Linked DNA regions of Homo sapiens: region 2 is linked to region 1. The links are chromatin contacts, found by Hi-C or POLR2A ChIA-PET in ENCODE. All regions are on one chromosome and are shown on one strand. Each heading gives the region's core, a stretch centred on a gene start or an enhancer-like site at or near the end of the contact. The rest is flanking DNA. Distances are from core to core; before and after follow the strand shown.

Evidence for each region. Hi-C counts contacts between places; a loop is a spot of excess contacts on that map. ChIA-PET counts read pairs that join two places held with the same protein, here RNA polymerase II (POLR2A). Pooled maps may share reads with other maps.
Region 2: a loop to region 1 is called in a map of PC-3, with 12 times the contacts of the local background. The contact joins the enhancer-like site here to the promoter of MTMR2 in region 1. A Hi-C loop is called at or near these places in 3 of 168 maps with a recorded cell type or tissue (PC-3, PC-9 and aorta) and 6 of 50 pooled maps. POLR2A ChIA-PET finds 5 or more read pairs at or near these places in 7 of 52 experiments (AG04449, BJ, MCF 10A and 4 more).

The regions. Positions count from the first base shown.
Region 1 is chr11:95,921,787-95,925,675 of GRCh38, forward strand. It overlaps MTMR2 (myotubularin related protein 2), which reads right to left and starts at 2,321. Exons shown (of 15, transcript NM_016156.6): 1 at 2,089-2,321. The coding sequence starts at 2,168. RefSeq lists enhancers at 2,299-2,348, 2,409-2,538.
Region 2 is chr11:96,032,056-96,035,891 of GRCh38, forward strand. The region is part of intron 2 of MAML2 (mastermind like transcriptional coactivator 2); the gene reads right to left. Among named protein-coding and RNA genes, the nearest start is that of MTMR2, 110 kb to the left of the region's middle. Within about 2 kb of position 2,241, at least 2 of the 41 ENCODE cell types and tissues checked have a DNase peak (open chromatin) inside an H3K27ac peak, as active enhancers do; they include PC-3 and PC-9, where a contact is called at or near this core.

The DNA of each region.
Region 1 (3,889 bases), core at 1,071-3,570:
TGTCCAGAGAGGATTAGGCTAATCTACTATATCACAATTCTCTCGAGGAGTACTTAATTTTCTCAAATTTGTCAGTAACATAATTTTTTATAGAGAAGTTCATATACATATATAATCTTTATACTTGCTGGGCTTTCTGTTTTAGGAAATAAATATGTTCAAGTGGCACCGTTAGGTATATTAGTTTGTAATAATAAAGGACACTTATTTCGTGTAATTGCAAAAATCCAAAACAAAGGTTATTTGCAAAGGAATTATCTTTAAAATTAATATCAATGCATTCATCTTAGTATTGTCATTAAAATTTTAAAAATGACAATGTTAGAGTTCCAAGGGACCTTACAGATTTTCTAGATCAAGCTTCTTATTTTAAAAGATGAGAAAACTGTAGACTAGAAAGTCTAAATGAAAAGACCAAAGAGCTAGCTCAGCCAGAGACTTCAGCATGGGAGCTTCCTAACTTCCAGTACTTCCTTCTTTCTAACATACTGTGCTGCTTCATGTGGTTCTAACTTCTCTGCCTTGGATGAGAGTACTGGTTGCCTCTTATGCTATTCTGAGGCATAGTTGTCATTTGTAACTTTCCCATAAAATTCGAATTTTCCAACCTGTTTTCTGAATGAATTACACAACTGAACATGTTAATCCTCAGCTTTCCAAATTTCAAAGCAATAAATACAGAATTCAAAAAATACTTGATTCAAACGTGCAATATATATAATCAAACTGCAAAGAAAAATCCTCCTTTCCTGGATAATTCAGGCTACAAATTCGAAAAAAAAAAAACCATTTAGTGAGCACCTATCACATGCTGAGACTATGTTAAGTGCTGGAGATATGAAGATGATTAAGATTGCCCTCAAGTATAATAGCTTATAACCTGGTAGAAAAGGCACTTTAAGCCAACAATTATAGTGTGCTTATTAAAGACTCTGAAAAACGACTGTGCAGGGAGCTATGAGTGCATATGGCAATGTAGAATGACGGGATCAGACAGTGGTTCCCCAGTGAGGTGCTGAACATCAACAGGAAAAAAGGCAATAACTACCCATATTTAGCAGAATCCAAAATGAATTATAATAGAGCCACTTCAACTGATTGAAGGAGAAAATGAAAATTGTGTGTTTTCACACAGCAGTTATCGAATCACTCTCTAATAACAATTAGACTATTATTCAGTGGAAAAGAACCAGATTTCATCGTGGCTGCATAAAAAGCAAATACAGGTCTTATATTATTTTTTAAAAAATTTTTAAATCATTATTTTAAAATCAAAGAAAAAGACTGCATCCAAAACGCGTCTAGTTAATATTCATAAAAGCTCTCTGCAAAGCTGCATAAAGTCCTCCTCAAAATTCCAGGATAAAATTCCCATCTGTTACAAGAGAAATGACAACGTGGAGAACCAGTAGCCCAAGAAGGAAGAAAACTACCACTCATTTTGTTTTCTTAAACCTATCACTGGGGATAAAAACCACTCAGATTCCTTGATACTGACTTTCAGCTGGAAGATTTAGAAAAGAGAAGCACAGGAGACATTTTTATTTACATATTTAAGCAAAAAGGGAGGCGAGAAGAAAATCAGAGTGTAGAGAAAAGCATGAAAGAAATTAAGAAGGTGAAGCCATGAAAAGAGAGAAAAGGGCTGGGCAAGAACCCAAAAACCAAAGACATAAGAAGGGGTGGAGGAGGAAAGACTGACTTTAGGATGGTTTTGGAAAAAGTGACAGAGAAAGACAGGAAATGTGGGGAAAAGAATGGGGGCGGGGGGAACTGTCTTAAAAAAGGTTTGAGAGGGAATGAAAGACAGGAGAAAGTAATTAACTGGGACCACCTCCATCGGGGAGAAAACGAGATCGGAATATGAAAGGTAGAGGAATCGATAAAGAAGCAGCGAGTTTTAACCTCCTTTTCCTCAGCCTCCACGCCCCAGGGAGGGAGGCAGAAGTGGTTCCCAAGTCCCGGGGAAGGAATTCCGGCGTAGCCTTCAGAAACCAGAATCCGCGAATTGGGGCAACAATCCAGCAGGTCCCCGGCCCCTCTCCATCCCCTTCGGACGCTGGGCGGGGCCCTGGGCGTCCTGGTTACCTGGACAAGGAGTCCACGCTGGGCGGCCGAGCCGCCGCCGGCTGGGAGCCAAGACTCTCGCAGCTCGAGCTCTTCTCCATCGCGCGGCAGGGGCAGCACAGGGAAAGGCTGAAGCAGTCTTCGCGGCTACAGGGCGGGAGAAGCGGAGGGCGGAGTGCTACGGACCGGGGCCGCAGTCAGGCCAGCGCCGGCCCGGGAGGGAGACCGGAAGCGGCCATGTTCCCCCAGAGTGCACCGCGCCTGTAGGCTGCTGGGCAGCGGGAAGACCCCACTGCGCAGCTCAGACGCCGGCATCGACTCTCCGTGCTGGCTGTGTCCGGCCGCGCGACATCTGGTCTTGGGGAAAGGGAGGTGGCGGCTCCCAGGGTGAGGGGGTCTGGTGAAGCGGGAGGGATGAAGGACCAGACCCTTATGGAAGGAGGAGAAATCCTAGGTGTAAGAGGAATGAGGGAACACTAAACATGAGGGTCTCAGGAAGGCGATAAGGACCTGAGGCCAGGAGGATGATTTAGACAGGAATGTGGGGGTCAAGGAAAACAAGAGGACCGGATAATGAGAGAAAAGTGAGAAAGAGGTATGGGAGAGGGATTGGGGAGGATCTGATATACATGCAAAAAGAATTATATACTACTGGATGCGGTGGTGTTGGATTACCCAAGTAGAAGACAAACTTTCACCGATTTTTCCCTGCCCTTTCAAATTCCCGTGCCTAGCAGGAAGGGAGTGTGGAGGAATAGAACTGTGATAAGAGAACAGGAACTGGGTAAAGGGGAAATGCTTCTGCTAGGATTTTTCTGTTAGGATACAGGAAAGCCATAAGGACACCATAAAGGGATTTTTCTGATTGAGATTGAATCCTAATCATCTCATGTATGGGGTGTAAAATTATGCAAAGATTATTCCTGTAAAAAAAAAATCAGACCATCCTTAAAAAACTTCCTTGCTAGGATAAATTGAATTATATTGATTTAAACTAGATTTAATTTATAATGTACAACTGATGTCTTTTAAAAAACCTTATAGTTGCAGTGCAGTATTAACTTGCAAGTACATTCCCAAGAAGAACAACCTAGCTTAGTTATGTTCAGTGTAAGGTAGAATAGTTACTGATGAGTATGTGTTTAAGCACAAAAGGCTTAGCCTTTTTTGAGTTTGGCGAGGACAGACAGCGACCGATTGTTTTTATTTCCATAATTTTTAAGATACCTTAACTGGACTCTGTAGGCAAAGGGAGTAGGTAGTCAAAAACATTTTTTAACAAGCTTAAATATCTATCATGACTCATAGAAGAATTTCCTTATTTCTTCACCATCTCTACCTGCCTTCCAAAATGCTGACTCACTGTCAGCTACTTTGACTTAAATTTCCTTAGTGAAGGCTGATGAACCCTTGAATGGGAGACCTATGTACTTTCTTCCACCCAGTTCATTCGTAGCACTTTGTTAATAGAACCCTCGAAACCTTCTGCCTGATGTAACAATATGTGTATGGTTCTATCTAGTGATTAATAAAGAACAGTGTAGTAAAAGTGTAGAGACTTTGGAACCAGACAGATCTTCATCGGAATCCCGGTTCTGTCTCTACACTTGCTCTGTGCTGTGGTTAAGTTGTTTCACATCTCTAAAATGGGAATAAAATGGGAATAAAAATATCTACGTAATAGGTTGTTTTTCTCTGTGCAGAGTCGGTTGCACAGTACGGTCTCACTAAGTAGATTTATTATTACTTGTTTTTCCACTGAACTTACTGCTTGACTTCTAACCTGACTGGTAAAATGGTAACTTCTCAGAGTGAAAACACA
Region 2 (3,836 bases), core at 991-3,490, 110 kb after region 1:
GATGCTATCTCTTTACCTGAAAGTGAGCCCACAGTTTTAAATGTCCACAAATTAAGAATGTTTGGGATCAAATCCTGGCAAGAATATGGATCAACTGGAATACTCGAACACTCCAGACAGGATAGCAAAGTGGTGCAGCCACTTTGGAGAACAGGTTGGCAGATTCTTATAAAGTTAAATATACACTTACCATATGACCGAAGAATCCCACTCCTAGGTATTTATTTAAGATAAATAAAAAGTTATGTTTCCACTGGGTGCGGTGGCTCATACTTGTAATCTCAGCACTTTGGGAGGCCGAGGCAGGTGGATCACTTGAGGTCAGAAGTAAAAGACCAGCCTGACCAACATGGTGAAACCCATCTCTACAAAAATACAAAAATTAGCCGGGCGTGATGGCAGGTGCCGGCAATCCCAGCTACTTGGGAGGCTGAGACAGGAGGATTGCTTGAACCCTGGAGGCAGAGGTTGCAGTGAGCCAAGACTATGCCACTGCACTCTAGCCTGGGTGACAGAGCAAGAGTCTGTCTCAAAAAAAAAAAAAAAAAAAAGTTATGTTTCCACAAAAATCAAATTGGAAACAATCAAATGTCTCTTATTTGGTGAATAGATAAACAAACTATCATAGATTCATACAATGTGATGCTACTTCGCACTAAAAAGAATTGAATTACTGATATATTTAAATCACAAGGTTGACTCTCAAGTGCGCTATGCTAAGTGAAAGAAGCCAGTGGCAAAAGGGTATATACTGTCTGATCCCATTTAAACAAAATTCTGTACAACACTACAGGGATACACCAGCAGTTGCCAGGACTGAAGGTGGGGGAAGAGGTTGAATACAAAGAGACACAGAAATTTATAAAGGTGATGAAAATTCTATTAATAGATTGTGGTTATGGTTACATACCTATGCGTTTGTCAAAACTTGGGGCACTTACATACCCAAAAAGTGAAATTTGTAGCATGTAAATTATAGCTTAATTTTTAAAACAGGGAGACTCTCCCTTGAAATGGTCTACAGCTTATTTTACTTCTTAAGACAACAAAACTAATACATGCTATTTAAGCACTTTTTACAAAATGGCATGGAATGTGCTAGTGTAACCTCCTAAGATGACTGCTGTTCACAGTTCCCTCAAATTCCTTTTCCTGGCATTGCTCAACCTTATCTTGTATCCAAGTGGTTTCCAAACCCTTACCTGCCCTGGGGACAATTATTTCTACTTCCACTTTTGCAACATTTATCATGTAGTACCTTATATCAGAGTTCCTTCTCTGTCTTATCTTCTTAGGATTGTAAGTTCCATACAATAAAAATCCATGCTTTACTTGTATCTACCACAGTGCCTGTTAAAATGCCTGGCAGGAATGCCATAAAGAATGTTTAACACATAAATGAATCTATGCTTAGGTAATAGTTTCAAGTCTGTAAGTCCTTCAGAGACTGTGAGCTCCTTGAAGACAGGGATTGTGCATACCTAATCTTGTACTAGACTTGACGCACTGTAAATGCTCAAAAATTTTTGAATAAATGGATTCCAGCAGATTCTGATTAATTTTGTTTTGGATGGTGCATGGCAGAGGAATTGACTCTTGGGGTGAAAGTTGTGGTCTGGTGAGAGAGCACATGGAAGAGGAGAGTGTACCCTGGGTCGCGTCTGGGAAAACCTAGTGACAGAGGGTAAATGTGAAACCTTCCAGGTTGCATTGGCTGGGTTTCATCTCTCATCACGAGATTTTTTTCAGAGAGCTCTTGGAAGGGAGATATTCCATTTGGATCCAGTTGGAATTACTAACAGAGGATGGGCTGCAACACGGCAGGTTTCCAATTGTGTTTCTTAGGCTTGAAACTCTTCCCAGAAGCAAAGATGATGAAGGCTTCATTTGTTAGGCATGAAAATAGAAAACACTTTACAAAGGGTTTTAAGGAAAATCTTTTCTTTCCTATTATTTTTATCCCCCACTCCCTATTGTTGGCCAATCCTCAAATTTTAAACTCTTTGGGGAAAGAACAACGTTCCTTATAGCTCTTGTTACTAAACTAAACTAAGTGGAAGCATTGAATCTACTTTATTGGATACATTTAATGAGGTTTTAGTTGTAATAATTATGGTTAAATAGTTCAACATCTAAAACATTGTAGTACTTTAGGTGGCCTGAGGGGAATGCGTCTCATAAAGATATATAATAACATAATGATCACTCATAAAGTCTGGGTTTTATACTGTTTGTATCTAATGACTAACAACCAATCCAGGAAGCACAGAATATGACCCCCATCTCCCTGTCCTTTCATTGCTTCTAAAACAGCACAGTCAGCCAGCTAGGGCAGTTGGTCAAATACTTTGAAGTGTGTGTGTGTGTGTGTGTGTGTGAGAGAGAGAGAGAGAGAGAGAGAGTGTGTGTGTGTGTGTGTGTCAGAGAGAGATTTCTTCTGTTTAAAAACATTTGTTATTTATGAAACCACATAATTAAAAATAATTCCATCAACTTACTATAAAGCTCCATTTCTAATGCAAAAAAATTTTGTGGAAGTAGCAAAGTAATAAGAAAAGACTTGAAGCTTTTCAAATTCTGCCCAGAATACCAAAATTATTTTTGATACTTTAATCTTTTTTGATACTTTATTGAGCATTCAAAATCATTTAGCATCACGAGAAATCTTAAAAGCATATTCTAAAGGGAAAATACATGGCATCTCTGAGCACTGGACTCAGACTATCCACTATAAATTTGAGGTCATATTTTGTCTAGATGGCATTTTTGGGGGTCAGAGTTATTGGTTTGATCATATAGGGCCAGTTAGCTTTTTCTTGGACTCTAATCATTGTAACCATATGGTTTTCAATATATGCCCTTAGTCACATGGGGAAGCATATGGGAGTGTCCAAGAGGTTTAGTTTAAAAGATTAAAAGGCTTGTCTGCTTTCTGAATTATTTGAACCCGTCCTCATAGGCAAAGGTCCTGGAATTAAGGACAGACTAATATAATTACTGGGTAATATGGGAAAGCTACCTTGAGGAAGTGGAGGTGGAATTTAACTCCCAAAGAAGGAAAAGAATTTGCATAACTACCACAAAGATAAAAGATTAGAATTCTGGAATTGTGTGGTACCCTTTAGAAAGGCAATCAGGGCAAGTGTGAGATAGGTCAAGAGAGGGTAGACATATCAGTGGCAGGAATGTGGAAAAGAAACCACGCTAGACTGGAAGAAAGCTATGCGAAGCCAACCATAAGTAATTCTGATTTTAAAATTTCAAATAGAGTGTCTTTTAAAAAAGTAGTGCGTGTTTTAGGTATGCCCATTATTTTCTCACAGCACCTTCTTTTGGAACAATCTGCTCTGCCTAGATCAATCAAATTCTTGTTTTCTGAGGATGTGGATTCTACGGAAGATAGGAGACTGGGTCTGTCAGGTGTTAGCTCCTGGCACTGGAAAGTCATGTAGAGCAAGAAATAGTATCGTGGTAACCCAAAGTCCTGTGCAGGCTGAAATCACTGGGCAACAGTAACTAAGATCTTTGTAGAGGAAACTTCAGAGAGGAATGAAGCAAGAGATCATGAGATCTCAGAAGGAAGGAAGCACAGAGACAGGGAAGATTACTGCTGTGCTTTCCCATTTTTTGGTATTCTCCCAACATTGGGTTCTCTAAGACTCCACTGTATTCTTCCAGGAAATCTTCATATATTCAAAAGAGACTGAGGAGATTTCTGTTCCATGAAATGCAACAGTGCCTCACACACAGAGAGATGAAAGGAAGACAAACAAATTCAAAATCAAAAGGCCTCCATTCGAGTCCTAGCTCCATGTGACCGTGGGCAAGTTACATAA